Linked DNA regions of Homo sapiens: all the other regions are linked to region 2. A link is a loop called in an ENCODE intact Hi-C map of the cell type or tissue named here. Cell type or tissue: OCI-LY7. All regions are shown on one strand.

Region 1 (5,000 bases), 54 kb before region 2:
CAGGTTTACTGCAGAACATGGATAAGAACCAGAAAAGCGTGGCCAGGGGCAAGTTAGCATGTGGACGTATTTCCTTCCAGCCTTTTAAAATGCAGGCATGCTCTGAGAGCATAGCTTGCCTCTGCCACCAACTAGCTCCATGCAAATCCACAAACCGCTATTCTCATCATTGCATAACAGCCCGGGGCGGGGACACCTGGTAACTTAGCACCTTCTTTGTTACTGGATGATTGGTGATTTCCAACTCTTTGGCTTTTAAAGTAACACTGAAGATGAACATCTTTGTATTTAAACTACGGTCCAAACAGATCAAATTCCTTAGGACAAAGTCGTAGAGCTGATATTTCAGAATCCAAGTGGATGGCCACTTTGAAAGCGTTTGATTTATGTCACCAAACTGGTTTCCAGGAAGCATGAGCAAATCCTTCTGCCACCAGCAATCTGTGCAAACACCTGCCTCACTACACTTTCACCAGTATTCATGTCAGCAGTAAAGAGACCTTTTGTTTGCAATTTGATGGGCAAACAGTGCAATGCATTCTAATGGGGATGTCTTGGGTTACCACATCTTTGTTAGTCATTCATATTTCTTCTTTTATACCTTGTCTGTGTAGAGCTTTCGTGCATTTATCCATCAGGTTCTTAATATTTATCTATTTGTATGATCTCTCTATATATTTGGGATACTAACACTTCACCAAATTATTGAAAAATTTTTTGTTTACTTTGCGTTAAAATGGTGCCTTTATTTTGATTTATCTCTGCATGCAGTCAGCATCTCATCGTTTTCCTCTAAAAATCGTATTTTCTTTAGGAAGTCCTTCTTATTCTAAAAATCAAAAAATTAATATGAATCTCCAATTTTTAAAAAGTCTTTTGTTTCTGATACATGTAACTATAAGCCATTCATCATTTATGTTCAAGTATGATAGGAGAAAAGAATCTGAATTGTCTTTTTCTCCCTGCTTTTCTCGTTAATTATCTTTACTGGGATCTCCTTGGGAACTATGCTTGGGGGAGAGTCTGGCTGCAGAGAGGGATGCATCTGCCCTCAGCCCATGGAAACAAGCAGCGAGGGGGCAGTCGACCCGGAAAGAAAGCAGCACCCCTGGGGATCTGCAGGTTCACCCAAAGATGTTTTCAACACTTCAACCTTTACACAATTATAATCACAATAAGAGGGACAGACAGGGTCCTATCTATTTCACATCTTCATCTAATTCTGGGGGAAGAAGGACCACATGGGCACAACACGACATCTTTCAAAAGCGAAGGGTGGTGGCTGCCCTCTGGCTGCCTCTGGTTCCAGAACACGGGAGAGGCTCCATCCCAGCCTCTCGTACCCTGTATGAAGGTGTCGCCTCTGATCACCTCCAGCAGAGGCACGGTCTGGAAGGCGGTGAGAAATGCAGCTGACACCTCCTGGACATCCACATCTGCGATTATCAGCAAGTGAAACTCCACCACGATGCTGCCGTTGGTGACGCTGACGACTTCCATCCTGACCCCACCAGCGTCCATGTGCTGACACATGGTGGCTGGCAGGGAGCCCCGCACCTGCGGGGAAAGAGGCCATGTGAGGAGGTCCCCACGCTGAGAGGAAACAGATGCCCGTCTCAAGGCGGTTCCTCCTGCCAGTCTGCCCAGCAGCAGGGCTGGCCCGTGGCACAAAGTAAAAGCCACAGGTTGGTTCTGGGCCCCTTTCCTGTCTGCTGTGTTTTCAAGCCCAGCACAAACGCCTGGGAGTGTCTGTGATATGAGAAGAGCCCTTGTTTCCCCCCCCAAACCAGTAAACGGCTTCAGAAAGATGCCTGTGGGGCGAGGGTGGGACTTGGGGGCACAGGCAGAGACCCTACCTCATGGGGCTTAAAATTTGCTGGGGGCTCACAAGGGCTTCTAGAACCTAATACTCCTGGTTTGCAGCCACCGAGGGCAGGGGGCTGAGTGCAGGGTCGTGGGGAGGGAGACCACTTCCCGCTGCCTTCTCTGGAACAGCTCTTTTGCTCCTGGCACTGCAGAACATGTCCCCTTTCATTCTTCCTCCCTACCTCTCCCCAGACTGCTTCCTGTGAGCATTTCCAACTTCCCCATTAGGACAGGGGGTTCCTGCCCCCGAACGCCCTGCTTTCTACTCTGTCTCTTTGGACACAGTCACACACCACACGCTATATGATTGATTCCATGCTAACCCATCATGGTCAAAGCACTCAGAAAGGCAAACAATCTTATAATGAGCTTCAATCATCCTCAGTGCAAACCTCCTATGGGTACTTCCAGGGTTTGTCCTCACAGGTGCGATGGCTCAAGGCCTGGGTCATGGACTCACTTCCCGGCTTCTGGGCCACCAAGGTGAACAGATCCATTGTCCCTCTCAGAGCCTGTGGACCCCAGGGAGACCACAGCTGCCCTTGGTTGGCTCAGTAGATGACTGTTGTCGTGACCATCTTCACAATCAGTTCTTCCCTCTCTCTTTCTCTCAGAGGAATCTGGCATAGTCTTGGATTAATGTGACTTTTAGCTGCATTTCAAACCAACCTCTAAGCAAACTTCCAGGCCCCTTGCTAGGAAGTGGTGAAGAGCCAGGGACCAAGCCATGCAGCCAACACCTCCTGACATCCACGTCTGCGGTTATCAGCAAGTGAAACCCCCGAAATTTCTCTTAACATCCTACTTCTGTGATTAAGTTGTATAATTATTTGCTGTCCTGAAATTCTAGGCAAACAGAAAAACAACACCCCAAAAATGGGCAAAGGAAGAAATGGTTCAAAGAGGAAAGATTAATCAAGAAACTCGGGAAGGAAACGGAGCTGCCTCTTTTGACCACTCGAGCCAGGTGGAAGGATTCAGTGTTTGTTGTTTAATATTCTAACTACTATTTAACCTTATCAATGAAATCACATTATTAATCAAACCGTCAACAACTGTTGAATGCACAAACCAGGAGCAGGGAATGAGCTAGGCCGTTCCCAAAGGCTGTCGAATCTTCTCATCTGTGGGGGAAGCGCTGGGGTTTGCAGCCCTGCTACGGTATTACCACGACAGGCCACTAGGTGGCAATGTCAAACCCTCTCTGTGCTGAGCTCAGACTCAGGAAATCTACAATGTGAGATTCCGTGCAAACAAAATCACTAGATTATGACAAGGGCACTCCCTATACCTCAAAAAGTCCACAAGAAGGCATGTCACTAAATGGTAACAGATAGCATCCTGGAGAATGCTGAGGGGATGGCAGGGAGGAATGCAGGAAAGAGCAGGAAAAGAACTTTCTCTGAGGCAGGGGCATTGCAGCACTATTTATAACAGACAGAAGGCGGGAGCCGCCCAGTGCGCTCGGTGAATGAATGGATGAGACTGCATGGGTTATGCCCCAGCCATAACAAGGAATCCAGTGCTGACACATGCTGCCACGTGGATGAAACCAGAAAACCTCATTTTAACTGAAAGAAGCCAGACACAAAAAGTCACATATTGTATGATTCTGTTTCTGTGAAATGTCCACAATGGGCAAATCTATAGAGACAAAAAGCAGATAAGTGATTACCAGGAGCTGGAGGAAGTGGCGAGAGGGAGTGACTTTTTTTTTTCTGTTTTTGAGATGGGGTCTTGCTCTGTCACCTAGGCTGGAGTGCAGTGGCAAGATCTCAGCTCACTGCAACCTCTGCCTCCTGGTTTCAAGCGATTCTCCTGCCTCAGCCTCCTGAGTACCTCGGATTACAGGCACCCGCCACCACATCCGGCTAATTTTTGTATTTTTAGTAGAGATGGGGTTTCGCCATGTTGGCCAGGCTAGTCTAGAACTCCTGACCTCAGGCGATCCACCCACCTCAGCCTCCCAAAGTGCTAGGATTATAGACATGAGCCACCATGCCCAGCTGCGAGTGACTTCTAATGGGTATAAGGTTTCTTTTTGGGTGATGAAAATGTTCTGGAATTAGTAGTGATGGTTGCACAATTTTGCAAAATAGTCTAAACCACTGAATTGTACAGTTTAAAAGTAGATTTTATGGTCTGTGAAATAAATCTCATTTTTTACAGGTTTAAAAAAAAAAAACCGTGGAGGGACTTTCTGCTTCATAGGTTCCACAACTGAAAAACAGGTTTCACTGGACAGAAAGTGAAGTGTGAAGTAAGGATGCAGCAGAGGAAGAGTTGTGCCTCCTGTCTGCTAACCGTGTCTTCGCCGGGGCAGATCCAGGGACACTCAGGGAGTCAGGCCAGAGCTTAACGTCCTGGCTTCCTTCAGAAATGAGGAGCTCATAGGACCTATAGGTCAAATTCCTAGTTGGATGAGACTAGAATTCTTTTTTTTTTTTTCCCACAGGGTTTCACTCTGTTGTCCAGGCTAGAGTGCAGTGGCACGATCTCGGCTTACTGCAACCTCTGCCTCCTGGGTTCAAGAGATTCTCCTGCCTTAGCCTGCTGAGTAGCTGAGGTCACAAACATGCGCCACCATGACAGGCTCATTTTTTGTATTTTTTTTTTTTTTTTTTTTTTTGGTGGAGATGGGGTTTTGCCATGTTGCCCAGGCTGGTCTTGAACTCCTGAGCTCAGGCAATCTGCCCGCCTCTGCCTCCCAAAGTGCTAGGATTACAGGGGTGAGCCACCGTGCCTAACCTAGAATTCTATCAGCCTTCCACCCTTTCCCTCCTGAAAGGAATTAAGGGCTGATATCACCAACTCACCATCCTGAAGAATAGTTCTAGGAAATCTCGATACTCCTGGCTGCTTGCGTTGCGAAAGGATTCTGAGTACCTGACATTTTTGATTCTGACCTTTCCAATGAGCTTCCGGGCTGCTGCAGGATGGAGGATAAGCACATTTGGAATTGGTGCTGTATTAGATAACAGACTAACATTTCAATATTAATAAATGTATTTTCATGTCCAGGAAGAGCATCACACCAAAGCCAACCCGTGTTCTAGAAAGAAGGAATAGTGCCAGGGCTCAGGGACACAGCCCATCAGATTCCAGAGGACACAGAACACAGCCTGAACACAGTG
Region 2 (5,000 bases):
AGGAGAATTGCTTGAACCCAGGAGGTGGAGGTTGCAGTGAGCCGAGATTGCGCCACCGCACTCCAGCCTGGGCGACAGAGCGAGACTCCGTCTCAAAAAATAAATAAATAAATAAAGAGTAATGCTCAGAGAAAAAGGAGAGAAAAATCTCTTCCCTTCTTTTCAATCAGGAGAATTAAGCCTCTATTTTTAATTTGTCTCTGTCCTTGAAATCCTGAGGTGGTTTTAAGGGCATAGGGCACTTACCAGAGAAGACTGGCCTGGGTGCTTGCCAGGGCCTCTTCCAACTCTGAGATCGTGAGCATCAAGGATAAGCTTTGGAGCCTATTGATAACCGCATTAGCACCACGATCAGGAATGCTGTCGCCCTAACAATAACGTTAGGACAAAGAATTCACGGTTCATGTAAAAGAGCGAATGCAAGTCAGAAACAAAAATCCACCTATGTCTGGGTCCTGGGACCTGGCTGCGGAGGGCAGCGTGGTCTGGAGAATAGGGTGCCAGCCAGGCCTGGTGTCCTGACTTCTAGACAGGACTCCAGCCTGTCTGTAAAAGTTGGTGCAGGCTGAGTGCAGTGGCTCACTCCTGAAATCCCAACACTTTGGGAGGCTGAGGCGGCCAGATCACAAGGTCAGCAGATCGAGGCCCTCCTGGCCAACATGGTGAAACCCCCTCTCCACTAAAAATACAAAATCTGGGCATGGGGGTGCATGCCTGTAATCCCAGCTACTCGGGAGGCTGAGGCAGGAGAATCGCTTGAACCAGGGAGTCGGAGGTTGCAGTGAGCCAAGATCATGCCACTGTACTCCAGTCAGGGTGACAGAGCGAGACTCCGCCTCAAAAAAAAAAAAAGAAAAAAAAAGAAAGAGATCTGGTGCAGTCCTTGGCCACCTGGACTTCAGGGTCTTGTTTCCAGATAGTGAAGATAACTGGCTCGATCCACACCTGCACCAGCATTTCGTGACTGGATCATCTCTTAGGACGGGTCAGACCACGGTGCTTCTAGACCCATCAGGGCCATTCTGCACCCAGTAATGGATATCATCATGTGGCTTTGAAATAATGAAGCAAGAGCAATAGAATCTGAACTGAAACGCAATAACTGCATGAATGAGTTTATAGTGTGGCATCTTAGAAAGCTTTCTGCTGGAGGGTTCCAAATAAGTGACGCCAAACTCAGAGGGGATCGTTCCCCGCCAGCCCTCATCGCAACAGGCAGCTGCCCCAGCACAGTCACTCCTGGAAAACACCAATGTCCCAAGGCGCGGAGTCTTTCTGCCGGGGCTGAGGTTGGGATAAAAGGACATCACAACAGTGAGTTGCCTCTACCTCGAATCAGGCTTTAATGTTTAAGAGGAAAAGAGAGAAGGTGTACATTCCCCCAGCCGCAAGGATTTTCAAAAGTAAAAACAGAATACAACAGATTCAATAGTTCCAATAAATGATTTTAAAATTCTCAGATATGCGCTCTTTGTCAGGATTCTCCAGAGAAACAGAAAACTGATTTTAAAAAAAGAAAAGAAAAGAAAGAAATTTGTGGGCCGGGCATGTTGGTGCACGCCTGTAATCCCAGCACTTTGGGAGGCTGAGGCGGGCAGATCACCTGAGGTCAGGAGTTAGAGACCAGTCTGGCCAACATGGCAAAAACCCATCTCTACTAAAAATACAAAAATTAGCCAGGTGTGGTGTTGGGCGCCTGCAGTCCCAGCTACTCAGGAGGCTTAGGCAGGGGAATCGCTTGAACCTGGAGGCAGAGGTTGCAGTGCGCCGAGATCACACCTTTGCACTCCAGCCTGGGCAACTAAAGCGAAACTCTGTCTCAAAAGAAAAAAAGAAAAGAAAGAAAGAAATTTGTGATTCTAAGAAATTGAAATTGGCTCACACAGTTACGGAGCTGACAAGTCCACCACCACCTGCAAGGTGAGTCAGCAAGCTGGGGCCCAAGAGAGCCAACGTGTAGTTCCCGTGCCAACGTAGGCAGACTCAAGACCCAGGGAGAGGTAATGTTTCAGTTCAAGTCCAAAGGCAGCAAAAAGCTGATGTTCCAGTTCGGAGGCCGTCCGGCAGGAGGGGTTCTCTCCTCCTCGGGGGAAGGGGCAGCCCTTTTGCTCTTTTCAGGGCTTCAGCTGATTGCATGAGGCCCACCCACATTCTGCTTGACTCAGTCTATTGATTCAAATATTAATCCAATCAGATCAGAGGAGGGACCTGCAGAGGCACGGCCGGCAGAGAAACTGTTGGGCTGAACTGCCAACGGAGAACGCCAGGGATCTGATTCACCAGCAGCCTTGGGGACATTCACCTCGGGCTCGACAGACTGCCAGAAACCCCCCAAGCCCCAAGGCATCCATATAACGGCCAGGTTATTTCAGATTGACACACATCCTAATGTACGAGTCAGCCCACACATCCCACAGGCGCTGAGCATCTCTTGTTTTTCACCCCAAATAAACTCTGCTGAAACTGGGGGGCCGCAGGGTGTCGAGAAAAGGGAAGAAGGGCAGAGGGCAGAAGTGGGTGGTTTGCTCTGCTCCACCCATGGGAGGCTGGTGCACACGGCTGCTTCCGAAAGGGCTTCCTGCTTTAATTGCAGTGCTGAGACACAGGTGGCTCTCACGCCCTCTAATTCAGGCAAAGCCGCCACTGGGGCCAAGGGGAGCCGGGGGACAAGCAAGCGGCCAGTTGGGAGCAATGTTCACGATAGCTCCTTGCGTGCACCAGTCCCAGAGTCTTAGAGGGAGGGATTCCTCCAGGGGGTCTGAGGCCAGAGGTTTCCACTGCTCCTGTCCTAACGATCAGGTGAGCAGCCTCCCTGGGCTCCTGGGTCTAAGGCATCGCTCAGGAGGAAGGACCTTCACCACATTTGCCAGGAAGGTCTCCTGATACCCATGAAAGGCTGCTCACCTGCTGGGAAGCTCTTTAAAAAATCCCAATGCCTGGCCTCCAGCCCCAGGAAAGCAGCTTAGAATCTGTTTGGGGGACACCAGGGGGGACTCCGAGGGGCAGCAAGGTTGACAGCCTCGACCCAGTCCAAACACAGGGCAGCTTGCCAATGAGGAAGTGAAAGTGAAGGGCCCTTGGCCCAGGTCACCCTGTGCAGCGGGCTCAGTGGCAGCCCCCTGCACCCCTGCAAAAGATATGTCCAATCCTAACCCCAGGTACCTGTGAATGTCAACTTACTTGGAAAAAGGGTCTTTTTGCAGATGTAATTTAGATGAGATCATCCTGGATTTAAGGTGAACCTAAATCCAATGACTGGCATCCTTACAAAAGGAAGGAGAGAGAGATTTGAGGTGCATGGAGGGAAGCCCTGAGAAGCCATGGAGATTGGAGTGATCCATCTACAATGAGCCCGGGATGCCAGGAAGGGCTCACCCCAGAGCCTGGGAGAGGCAGGGGACGGTTTCTCCCTCGCAGCCTCCAGAGGAAACCAGCGCTGTCAGCCCCTCGATTTCAGACCTGCAGCCTCCGAGCTGCGAGAGAGTGCAGGTCTGTTGTTCAGCCTCCCAGCCTGTGGTTCTTTGTTTGTACAGTAGCCCCAGGACGTCGGTTAGGGGTGCAGCCTTGCTCACTCTCACGGGGCCCCTCCATTGGCTCTTCTCACCATCCACTTCTGCCCTCTGCCCGTCTCCCCCCTTCTCCGCCCCTGCGAGTCCCGCCCCAGTTCCGGCAGAGTTTATTTGGGGTGAACAACAAGAGACGCTCAGTGCACGTGGGGTGTGTGGGCTGACTTGTACATTAGGATATGTGTCAATCTGAAACAACCTGGCCATTCTCTCGACGCCTTTGGGCTTGGGGGCATTTCTGACAGGTTGTGGAGCCCAAGGTGAATGTCCCCAAGGCTGTCGGTGAACTGATTCAGATCCCTGGTGGTCGCGACTGACAGTTCAGCCCCTCCCTGGTTTCTCTGCCAGCTGCGCATCTGCAGGCCCCTCCCTTAGATCTAACGCATCTGTAATGCTTTCATCTCACTGAGAACCCTCCGCCTCTGGCAGGTTAGAGTAGCACTCAGGGTTGGATGTATTATCTCACCACATCTGCTTCGGTTTCCCCTGCAGAGGCGGCTCGGCGTTGGCACTGGCGCTGGCTGGGCACAGCCCTAACTAACTTGCTTCTTTGCGATCCTTCCCCCACTTTCATTTGGAAACGTTCTCACACTCTCTGCTTCTTGTAACCTCAACAGTGGGTGATGTTGAGAAAGTGTCATTTTTGTCCCAAGGCCTTTCTCCCTGTTGGATGGTCCCAGGGCTCGGCACAGCAGCCTTAGCAGGGCGGAGAGGGAAAAGGCCAGGAGCCCAGCACCGGGTGCAGTCCAGGGTCCCAACCTAGATTCTCTGCCTGCCGCGAGTTCACGTGGGGAAGGCCAATTTGTCCTGAGGAAACCACAGCTCAAGTGCTCACCATGATGCTGATGACAGTGGCCATCAGTCCCCACTGTCCCGCTGCAGATCTTGCTGATTTTCTGATACAGAGATGACCTCAGAGCCTTTTGGGTGGAGAAGAAAGCACCCAAGATCAAAGTCAGGGCCGGCCACTGGGTGCCACTGCATAGGATTTTGCCCTGGAGATAAGTTGAGGGAAATGAGGGCGCGAGAAGACGCTGCCTCACCTGCCCCTGAGAGAGCCCCACGGGGCAGTGTTCAAGACCCCACTTCCCGCAGGGCAGGGGCTGGGGCTTGCTGGGGACGTGTGTGGGATCTGAGCACAGGGACAGCCTCCAGCCTGTAACCCGTTGCCGCTTCCTCCTTCCAGAAAAAAAACATGCCTCGCAGGGGCAGGCCCAGCCCTGTGGGGTTTCAACTTCTGAAGCAGTTCAGGCGAAAGGCCGAAAACAGGAAGTGAGACTTGGGTGGTGGGAGGAGGGTATGGGCAGGCAGGAGGGATGCTGATACAGAAAATTCACATTTGAGAAGAACCCAACATATAAGAAAGGAGAGGAAAAGAGAGAGAGAAGACACCAGCACGAACTCCCCGTGGATGTGCCGGGTTTTTCTTCAGCT
Region 3 (5,000 bases), 170 kb before region 2:
GCGGATACTCAAACACAGTACAGCTGATGGAAATGATGTTTGTTATCACACTTTTGGGTTCACACACACAAAACTGTAATAGATGCCCTGGAAAACACTCCGTAAAGTTCAGCTGTCATCTGTCCTTGCCTCTAACCTGCCTAGGGTAGAAGTGACTCGGCAGGCAGCCGGGAAGCGTGACCTTGCCGCATGATCTCCGGATTCCAGCCGGCTTAGCGGAGCCAACGCTGCAGATTCCCAAGGGCAATTCCAAGGTTCCAAACCCCACCCTGGCCACTTTTCAGTGCTGACCCCAGAGAAGGCTCAGACATGCTTGGATCAACCCCAGGAGGCCCTGGCTCCCTTACAGCTTCACCCCACACTGTCAGCTAAAAACAAAACCAGCACGTTTTATAAGGAATCAAAAATCAACTGTCTCCTAGGAAAATTGTGCCACCTGAAGTAAAGACCTGTAAATCAAAAATAAAATTCAAAGGCCCCCTGAACCATGGGGATGGACTCCCTCCTTGGCCAGGGCACTCTAAAATTTCCCCTGAAAGACTGGTTCAGGCCATGACGGGAAGTGGCGGTCCGTCTGACATGCCTTATCGTAGCCTGTAACATTAACATCAACACAGACCTTAAGTCTGATACGAAGCATTTACAGTCTGTTCTCTCTCAAGCCTGCTGCCTGGAGGCCTCATCCGCATGATACAACCTAGGTCCCCACAGCCCCGTATCGTAACCCAGACATCCCTTTCTATCGATAATAACTTAACCAATTAGAAAAAAATTTAAATTTACCTATAACCTGGAAGTCCCCCTTTGGGCTGTCCCACCTTTCTAGACGGAACCAATGTACATCTTAAATATTGATCACTGTCTTACGTCTCCCTAAAAGTATGAAACCAAGCTGTTCCCGACCCCTTTGGGCACGTGTTCTCCTGGTCTCCTGAGGCTGTGTCACGGGCCATGGTCACTCAGGATAAATCTCTTTAAATGTTTTAGTTTGACTCTTTTCGTGGACACACCTCTCTGATTTAAACTGGAGTCTGGAAGATTCCCGCAGTCCCCCGACGCAGCTGAAGCCACAGGGGCGCAGACTCCACACACCCGCGGGCCGTTCCCCTGCGGACACCACACCAGCATTTGAGCGCCATTTCCATTCCCGGGGTCTCCCAGTCACCGCTCAAGCCTGAATGGAGCGCAGGCCGCCCCGGGTGGCAACACCTCCACCCTCAGGTCCACACTGGCGACCCTTCCTACTGCCAGCGCTCTCAGGCTTCCTGGACCGGTGTTCCTGGACCTGGGGAGGAGAACACCAGCACGCGCGGGGCGCCGGGATTTGCATGGCCCGGGTGATCCCCTATGCATAGGGCCGCCCCTGTCCCAGGGAGGCTGCGACCCCGCTCGGGGCTGCAGCTGCCTCCTCGCGCTTGGCAACAGCGCGGGGCGCCCGCAGCCAATCGCGCCGCTCCCCGCGCCGCCGCTCCGCCGCGGAGGTTACTAGCGAGCGTTGACCGGTAGTAACCCCGGCGCGGGCGGTGGCGGCGGATGGGCGGGCGCTGCACACGCGCGGCAGCGCGCACCCGCCCCGCCCGCACCTGCGCGCGCGAGGGGCTCCGGCAGCGCTGTTTTCTCCCGGGCGTTGAGCTCGGGCAAGAGCGCGAACGTCACCCTGCGTCCACAGGCCTGCAGAGTCAGCACCTGCACCAGCCAGAGAAAGGACGGGCTTTTTTACTCAGTATGGAGAGCCTGCGTTAGAGCTGACACTTAGTGGGCAGAGCCCGGCCTTCCGGGAGCCTGCACATCACCACGGGCCAGGATGAATCCCGCCCTGGGAGGGAACGTCTGGGTGGAGGCCAGGTGGCCTGATAACCCCAGGGCCAGGGTGGGCAGAGGTGTCCAGTGCAGCCCCCAGCCAGGTGCGGGGAGCTCCAGACAAAGGACAGAGGCCAAAGATGCCCCCATACCTGCATCCATGAAAGAATTCCCGGAACACGTGCCCCAGGAGGAGGAGAGGCCTTTTGTAGCTCCTCATTGTCAGCAGGGTTTGGGGTTTATGTCTTGGGTAAGGAAAACTCAACCCAGCTTATTTTATTATCTGGGTCTGAGCGATTGCAAAGAGATGAGTTCTCAGTGGCGCTTATAGAGGCAGGGAGTTGGGACTCCAGGTGTTAAGTCCAGTCCTGGACCTGCCCCCTACCTGCCAGCGGTCCTGGGCAGGCCCTCGTTCCCCCTCCACCCTCCTTCCCTTCTGGAGAAGATGCCCATACTGATGTGTGTCCCATGCTGCTCCCCAAAGGCTTAATGAGGCAAAGCGCCAAATAAAGCAAACACGATTTGCTCAGTAAACACCAGTTATTTTTAATTAAAACAACAACAACAAAAAAAAACACTTCTCCCAAAACAGTGGGAGGAGAGAAATAACAACTGAGAAATCCCATAAAAACTCCTGCCAAAAGGTTCACTTTCAAGACAGGCAGTTGAGATATCAGAGAGGGGGACTTTTTTGGTTGGAAGGCACCAAGTTGCCTTATAACAGTAAAAGAAACAGAAAGAACGTGACTCAGGTTCTGCCCTTCCAGCGGGTTCCACCCTTATCAGTTTACAGACAGCAAGAACCTTCCAGCAGGGGCGCCTGCCCACTGACCTGCACCCTGCGGATGCCGCAGTGATGCCCACCTCCCAAAGCAGGACTCTGACCTCATTTCCTGCAAGGGCCATGTGCTTCTTATTTCCTCCTCTCAAGGTAGCTCTGGATTGTAATGTATTTGGTTATTGTTCTGTACTTGGCTGGGCTTTTCCCCTTGATTTGTGAGCTTATTTCAAGACCAAGATTAACTTGGTCTACGGAGTTTCAAAAAACAGAACCTGGATCCACAAATGAACATTGCTCAAATACAGATTGCAGCTCAACAGACAGAAGCATTTTCTAAGAATGAGGGTTGTGCAAACATAGCCCGGCTGCCTGGGAGGTGTCAGTTCCTGGTTGCTGGAAGTGCTCAGACAGAAGCTGGCTGTCCCTTGTCAGAAATGGTGCAAGAAGGCTCCCTCCACGGGGCAGGAGGGCGGGCTACGGCAGCACGACTCCTTTTGGCTCCAAGATTTGGACTCTAAATATAGGTCTCAGCTGGATGTAATCACAGCCCTGAAGTCACCCTGGTGTGTCTTACTTTTGACACCAAATGCCATTTACCCCACAGAGCACGGAGGTGACAAACAGCACACAGCTGACAAAGTGGGAAGTGAAACTCTTGGCTGCAGGTCAGACTGGATCCCTGCAGGCCCACCCGCCACCACTCATGACTGAAAACCCATCTTTTTGCGTTTTTTCACAATGTGAGCAAAAACAGTCGGCACTGGGTACATTGTATTTGAGAGTAAGTTTCCTATGCAGGTGTTGGAACTTCATCAACTGAGTTTGATGAATGCACCTCCATGACAAATCCCTAGTTTTACGGTTTAGTCCTTCAGGATATATTTAATCTGACCCACATGGTTTTCTTTGTTCATAGCTAATCTGTTGATTCTAGAACTGAACTCAGAAAGAGCAGGTGTATGGTTACTAAACATTTTTCTTCCTGCCAATTTATAAACAAAAGAAACGGTGTCATGTTCAGCAAAATGTCACCTTTGGTGATTTCTTGGACTGGTGGATTAGGTTCTGGTTTATAGGGAGGGCCTCCATTTGAGAACGTGAACTTTTCAAGATACAAGCCTATTCAAGGCAGTAGAGGAAGGCAGGGGGGCACCCACCATGCAGGTGAAAACGATTGTGGTAAGAACATCCTCCAGCAGTTAAACAGTGACACCAACCCCCACGGAGCAGAGCACAGTCCTACAGAGTTGCACTGAAGGGGCCAGATGGTTCAAGAACAGGAGCACTCTCTGGGAAAATGACAAAGTATTAACATGTCCAAATAAAGAACCTGCCAATCTGAGGGTGGCAAAGAGAAAAGCAGACCCCAAGGCCAATGTTGGCAGAGCCATCTGAGCCTTGTCCAGGGAGGCTGCCACCGCTAACAACGCCACACTAAGGAGTCACACACCCAGATCCCAGGCCCAAGCTGGTGAGGGTTTGGTTTCCCTTGCAACGTGCTCACAGGGAGAAAATGTGCTGGCTGGAGGGGAGCATCTAGACCCCTTGGATATGAAGCCTGTCCAAGAAAGTAGCAAACCCCTTTGGTCTTGCACATGGCGGCTAAACATTCAACTCTCATGAATCTGCTGTGAGAGTTGGTCCATTCTCAAAATTTTTTCAAAGCCTCTTTGGGGCCCTGTAAGGCAGAGGGGTCAGAACTGTTCCAGAAGACCTCATCACCAAAGGAGTGCTACCCCTCAGGGCCTGAGTGGTAGCCCACCCACCTGGGGGCCACTGAGAACCTAGGAACTGGCCCCAGCGGGGAAGAGAAGGGTTCTCCAGTCCTCTGAATTCTCCAAGGCAGACTCTTTGTCAATGCCCCAGCCTCAAGCAAGCCATCCCTGCAAGTGGCCTGGGGCCACGACACTGCACCAGGGGTCAGCTGTCACCTCCATTAAAGGCAAAGGACTAAAAGAAATGTCCTGTGGGCCCACAAGAAAGCCCACTTTAGCACAACAGCCTCAAAGAAGCACAAAAGTAACTCACTTATGCTAGGGAACTATCCATCCCCCTTCAGCCTGAGCATCTGCCCCTCTCAAAACCCCTAGCCACAGGATCTCCACACTCTGCCTTTAACCGGGCTGCCTCCCCTCCCTGTTCTAGCAGGTTGGATCAAGTCACTAGCACTTGGTTGGAATCCAGTCTTCCCTTAATGGAATTCCTGAAAGGATTTATTCATGATGCCTTCCATGCACTTTAGCTGGCCTGTCATTACAGGCCTTGTGAAATGGCTATAGAAATTAAGAGAAAGCAACCCCGAATTTGAGAAAGGTGTCCAAATGCATTTTTATAGCGTAGAAGCAAACCAATACAGATAATCTGACTTGGCGCTGCCCGGAATATTTAACCCCTTCCTGGTTTTTGGCAAGGATGAGCC
Region 4 (5,000 bases), 200 kb after region 2:
GGCCCTGCCCCTTTGCTGACCCCGGGAGTCTGCAGTGTGGACCATCCTTCTTGAGCACGTTCATCAGCGTGTGCAAAAGGTGCTCTTTGCCCAAATAAATTCGGGCACCTGCTGGACAGAACACATCTCAGCAGAGATTTTTGTTGAAGGACTTTTCGGGGCCTCTGCCGTGCCTGTGTGTGTCGTGACTCCAGAGTGGGAATCTGCAGGGTGTCACAAACTGACTTAGTCAGAGTCCGTCTCCACCCACCCGCTAGCCCCCTGAAGCCCACCCACAGCATTTTTCAGGATGGTTCTGCGGCGCATATTTTTGAAAATACGTTTGCTTTTTCCGTTAGTGGGTTTTCCCTGAGTGCTTTTAATATTGTCACGAGGCCGTGTGCCCAGCGGGAAAGATGCTCCTCCTGCTTCAACAAAAACTCCCTGAGCCTCCAGACCAGGGCTGGCTTCTGAGCACTTGAGATGTGCCTGGTCCAAATTAAGAAGCTGAAAGGGTAAAATACACACTGGATTGCTAAGGCTTAGTATGAAAAAAATTCCTTAATACTTTTTTTATATTGTATCTTTTCTTTGTTTATATTAATAGATGTTGACATAATATTTTGGGTGTACTGGATTAATAAAATGTTACTAAAATTACATATGTGAATCTGAGCAAGAATTTTTATGGCTTAAACCAAGATTGTTCTCAAGTTTATATGGAAAGGCAAAGGAACTAGAATAGAATGGCTGGAACAACGTTGCAAAAGAAGAATAAAGTGGGAGGAACCATTCTGCCCAGCTCTGAGACTTGATTAAAGCTGCAGTCATCAAGACTGCATTGACTGGGCTCCGCCGAGCGTGGTGCTGCTGGAGAGATCAGTGGACTAGAAGGGAGACCCAGGCATAGATGCACGTAAGTGTGGGCATCCGGCTTTGACAGAGGCGCAGAAGCCAGTCAGCAGTGCCGAGGCCATGGGGCGTTGTAGACAAAAAGGTGGACCTCAGCCTCAGCCTCTCAGCTTATACAAAAATTAATTCAGATTGGATAACAGATTTAAATGTAAGATGTATACTTATAAGACTTTTCTAGCTGGGCCTGGTGGCTCACGCCTGTAATCCCAGCACTTGGGAGGCCGAGGTGGATAAATGGCTTGAGCCTAGGAGTTCAAGACCAGCTTTGGCAACATGGAGAAACCCCGTCTCTACTAAAAATGCAAAATTAGCCAGGCGTGGTGGTGCATGCCTGTAATCCCAGCTACTCCAGAGGCTGAGGCAGGAGAATCACTTGAACCTGGGAGGCGGAGGTTGTGGTGAGCCGAGATCGCACCATTGGACCCCAGCCTGGGCAATAACAGTGAAACTCCACCATGTCTCAAAAAAAAAAAAAAAAAAATAGCCGGTGATGTGTGCCTGTAGTCTAACAACTCGGAAGGCTGAGGCAGGAAGATCGCTTGAGCCCTGGAGGTGGAGGTTGCAGTGAGCCGAGATCGCGCCACTGCACTCTAGCCTGGGCGACAGAGTGAGACTCCCTCTTAAAGCCTTTTCTAAGAAACGTAGGAGAAAGTCTTTGGAACCTTGGGCTTGGTGAAGAGAGGTCTTAGATGTGGTAATCACAAGCATAGTCTGTGAAAGGGAAGGTCCATCCATTTGACTTCAACAACATTAAAAACCATTGCTCTGCAGAAGACCCTTAAACTGGGAGTGGGAGGAATGGAAAGACAAGCCCCAGACAGGGAGAAAATACTTGCAAACTACATGCGACAAAGCATCTATATATACAGATAAGGAACTCTCAAGCACAACCGTAAAATAACCCTGTCAGTCCAACTAGAAAACGGGCAAGAGGGCCGGGCGCAGTGGCTCATGCCTGGAATCCCAGCACTTTGGGAGGCCGAGGCGGGTGGATCACGAGGTGAGGAGTTCGAGACCAGCCTGGCCAACATGGTGAAACCCCATCTCTACTAAAAATACAAAAATTAGCTGGGCATGGTGGTGGGCACCTGTACTCCCAGTTACTTGGAGGCTGAGGCAGGAGAATTGCTTGAACCTGGGAGGTGGAAGTTGCAGTGAGCTGAGATCATGCCACTGTACTCCAGCCTGGGTGACAGGGAGACTCCATCTCAAAAAAAAAAAAAAAAGAAAAAGAAAAAGGAAAATGGGCAAAAGATGCAGAGACCTTTTACTGAAGAGGATTTATTAATATTAATACATGTGGCCTACAAGCACGTGAAAAGATGTTCAGCGTCTTTAGCCACTAGGGAAATGCAAATTAAAACCACAAGGAGACACCACTTCACATCTGCCAGAATGACTAAAATAAAAAATAGTGACCCACCAGATGCTGGTGAGGCCGCCGAGAAACTGGATCTCTCCTGTGTCTCTGGTGGGAGGTGCAAAGTGCTGCAGCCTCTCTGGAAAACAGCCTGTCAGTTTATTCAAAAACGAAACATCCTCCTAACAGATGACCCAGTCATTGCACTCCTGGGCATTTACCTCAGAGAAATGAAAACGTATGTACAAAAAAACCTGTACACGATTGCTCCTAACAGCTTTATTTGTAACAGCCCCGTGTGGGAAAAATTGCAAGTGTCCTTCCATGAGTGAGTGAATTGCTAAACAAACGGTAATGCACTCGAATCATGGAATATTATTCAGCAATATAAAGGAATGAGCTTTTGATAGAGGCAACATCCTGGAGGGATCTCAAGGGCATTATTTCAGTTAGAAAAAGCCAATCTCAAAGGTCACAGGCTGTCTGATTTCATTTATATGACATTCTTTTTTTTTTTTTTTTTGAGACAATGTTGCCCAGGCTGCAGTGGATCTCGTCTCACTGCAGCATCCACCTCCCAGGTTCAAGTGATTCTCCTGCCTCAGCCTCCCAAGTAGCTGGGATTACAGGCGCCCACCACCACACCTGGCTAATTTTTGTATTTTTAGTGGAGATGGGGTTTTGCCATGTTGGCCAGGCTGGTCTTGAACTCCTGACCTCAGGTGATTCACCTGCCTTGGCCTCCCAAACTGCTGGGATTACAAGCATGAGCCACTGTGCCAGCCTATGTGACATTCTTGAAATGACAAAATTGTACAGATGGAGAAGATTTTCTCCAGACATGTGTCTTTTAAAATCATGAAGCTTTCATTTCCTAATATTTCAAAACCAGTAGCTTTTTCTAAACCTCCTCAGCCTTTGCAGATCATATTAATAAATAATCCTCAAAACGGTTTTTCAAGCTGGGCACAACGGCTGTACTCCCAGCTATGCGGAGGCTGCGGCAGGAGGGTCGCTTGTGCCCAGGAGTTTGAGGCTGTAGTGCGCTATGTTCACGCCTGTGAAAAACCACTGCGCTCCAGCCTGGGCAACATAGTGAGACTCTGTCTCTTCAACATGTATGTTTCACCTGTTCTGCTGAAGTGTGTAGAGCCTCAGCTTGCTTTCCTTTCACTGCTTTCAGGACCCTTTGCACAAAACTTTTCCTGGGGGAACCAGGAAAATCTGCCCCCAGCCCTGGGGAAGATTGCGAACGGAGGAGGTCAGGGCTAGAGTAGAAAGGAGTTGCATCTTAACTCCTTTTGGTGTTACGAAGTTTGACTACCGGCGCAGCAGAGGCCCCTGAGTGGCTGCCTTCTGCAGGGTCACTCTGTGTGTGAATAGAAAATCTGTGCAAAACTCAGATAGTCAGTGAGGTTTCTGGGCTTTCTGGGCTGAGGGTGTCGGGCATCTCCCCACATCTCAGAGCTCAGCACAGAAAGGAGTCCCTGCTCCCTTAGCCCTGTCTGGGGAGGTCACCCTGCTAGGCGAGCAGGTTGTGGTTGAACCCATCCACCCATCTGGTAACAACAGAAAGTTCGGATTCCTTGTTCTAGACCTTTCCCTGTTTGTACTGAGAAGGGAGTGAGTAGGGTCTCCCCAGGGAGTGGAGGTGTTGTGGCGTCTCCCCAGGAATCAAGATGCGGGTCAGGTGGTCCAGCCGGATCTGGGCTCTACCAGCCCTCTCTGGCTTCCCCTGTGCAGGCCCCGGTCGCACCCTCTGTTGTGTAGTGTGTGTGGAAGGGGGGAAGCGTTGTGCTCGTTCTGCTGCCCCAAATGAACAGCCCCTTCAACACCAGCTGGCCATGTTAGGTGTCCCACGAATATCTGGACAAGAAATGGACTTCGTTTTGTTTGAGCTGATAAGATGGTCTTGTGGGTGCCAGGCTGCAGATTCCAAGAACAGCATTGTTGGCTTGCAAGATTTCTTCAGTAGCACAGGCTTTGTTTGAACTTTCTTTCAAGTACGTGAACCAGGAACCCCATACACAGGCTTAGTGTCAAGTGGAGGGAAGGCAGCGGCCTGGCCAAAGCCAGACCAGGGTGGTCCCTGGAGGCCACTAAGGAGAGAGACCCCAGGCCGGGGCCACCTCCTGTCATGGACGGGGGATGGCAGAGGCCAAGCGCAGGTCATTGTGGTAGCATTGGAACCTTGCTAGGTGCTTTGTAAATATCGAAAACAATAATATAAAAGTTTAAAATCCCTTTTTATATGGAACATGTAAAATTTCTCCTCCAGATCTTAGTGCTAATCTGACTAAACTTCTGAACTTTCTTGGCGTAACTTGTGCAAATGAAACATTTGGAACTTTCCAACCACTCTTAATTATCTGGAGGTGAAGAAGGTGTCAGGTCAAAAGATTTATCAGGGCTCTCTTATACATAGGGTGCTACATACAAAATACATAAGAATTGAACAAAAGGAGTGAGTGGAAAAGTCACTTTTAAGCTTCTGTCTTTCATGGTTAAAGATCTAGTAGAGGCTGGGCGTGGGGTCTCATACCTGTAATCCAAAATGGGAGGCTGAAGCAGGAGGATTGCTTGAGGCCAGGAGTTTGAGACCAGTCTGGCCAACATAGTGAGACCAAATCTCTACAAAAAATTAAAAAATTAGCTGGGCATGGTGGTGCGTGCCTGTAGTCCCAGCTACTTGAGAGGCTGAAGCTGGAGGATCGCAGGAGGTCACGAGTTTGAGGCTATAGTGAGC

What was found. A loop is a pair of places that touch in the nucleus more often than their neighbours do. Peaks named below come from ENCODE experiments on the same cell type or tissue, not always from the same donor. Only the 100,000 strongest peaks of a DNase experiment are listed, where the experiment ranks them.
Region 1: it touches region 2 in a loop (4-fold over the local background); 14 of 110 quality-filtered maps call a loop at or near these places.
Region 3: a loop joins it to region 2, with 5 times the contacts of the local background. A loop is called at or near these places in 8 of 110 quality-filtered maps.
Region 4: it touches region 2 in a loop (6-fold over the local background); 11 of 110 quality-filtered maps call a loop at or near these places.

Annotation. Positions count from the first base shown.
Region 1 is chr21:42,115,668-42,120,667 of GRCh38, reverse strand. UMODL1 (uromodulin like 1) reads right to left here. Exons shown (of 23, transcript NM_001004416.3): 14 at 4,683-4,795; 15 at 1,344-1,557. Among named protein-coding and RNA genes, the nearest start is that of UMODL1-AS1, 9.6 kb to the right of the region's middle. RefSeq lists an enhancer at 1-659. In OCI-LY7, CTCF peaks have their summits at 2,837 and 3,047 (motif pointing right); DNase peaks (open chromatin) are centred at 147, 437, 1,687, 3,067 and 1 weaker place; H3K4me3 peaks cover 2,457 bases; H3K27ac peaks cover 3,461 bases.
Region 2 is chr21:42,061,395-42,066,394 of GRCh38, reverse strand. It overlaps a transcript of UMODL1 not described here. Among named protein-coding and RNA genes, the nearest start is that of UMODL1, 7.4 kb to the left of the region's middle. RefSeq lists enhancers at 2,228-2,297, 3,248-3,357, 3,728-3,897, 4,878-5,000. In OCI-LY7, a CTCF peak has its summit at 2,469; DNase peaks (open chromatin) are centred at 2,584, 3,634, 3,974, 4,804 and 4 weaker places; H3K4me3 peaks cover 5,000 bases; H3K27ac peaks cover 5,000 bases.
Region 3 is chr21:42,231,399-42,236,398 of GRCh38, reverse strand. All of the region lies in intron 2 of ABCG1 (ATP binding cassette subfamily G member 1), which reads right to left. Among named protein-coding and RNA genes, the nearest start is that of ABCG1, 15 kb to the right of the region's middle. RefSeq lists silencers at 1,403-1,472, 1,483-1,682. In OCI-LY7, CTCF peaks have their summits at 1,328, 2,426 and 2,633; DNase peaks (open chromatin) are centred at 1,508, 2,658, 3,208 and 3,748; H3K4me3 peaks cover 4,618 bases; H3K27ac peaks cover 5,000 bases.
Region 4 is chr21:41,865,815-41,870,814 of GRCh38, reverse strand. The region is part of intron 1 of PRDM15 (PR/SET domain 15); the gene reads left to right. Among named protein-coding and RNA genes, the nearest start is that of PRDM15, 11 kb to the left of the region's middle. In OCI-LY7, no CTCF peak of the experiment used is centred here; DNase peaks (open chromatin) are centred at 864, 1,414, 2,314, 3,884 and 2 weaker places; H3K4me3 peaks cover 4,391 bases; H3K27ac peaks cover 5,000 bases.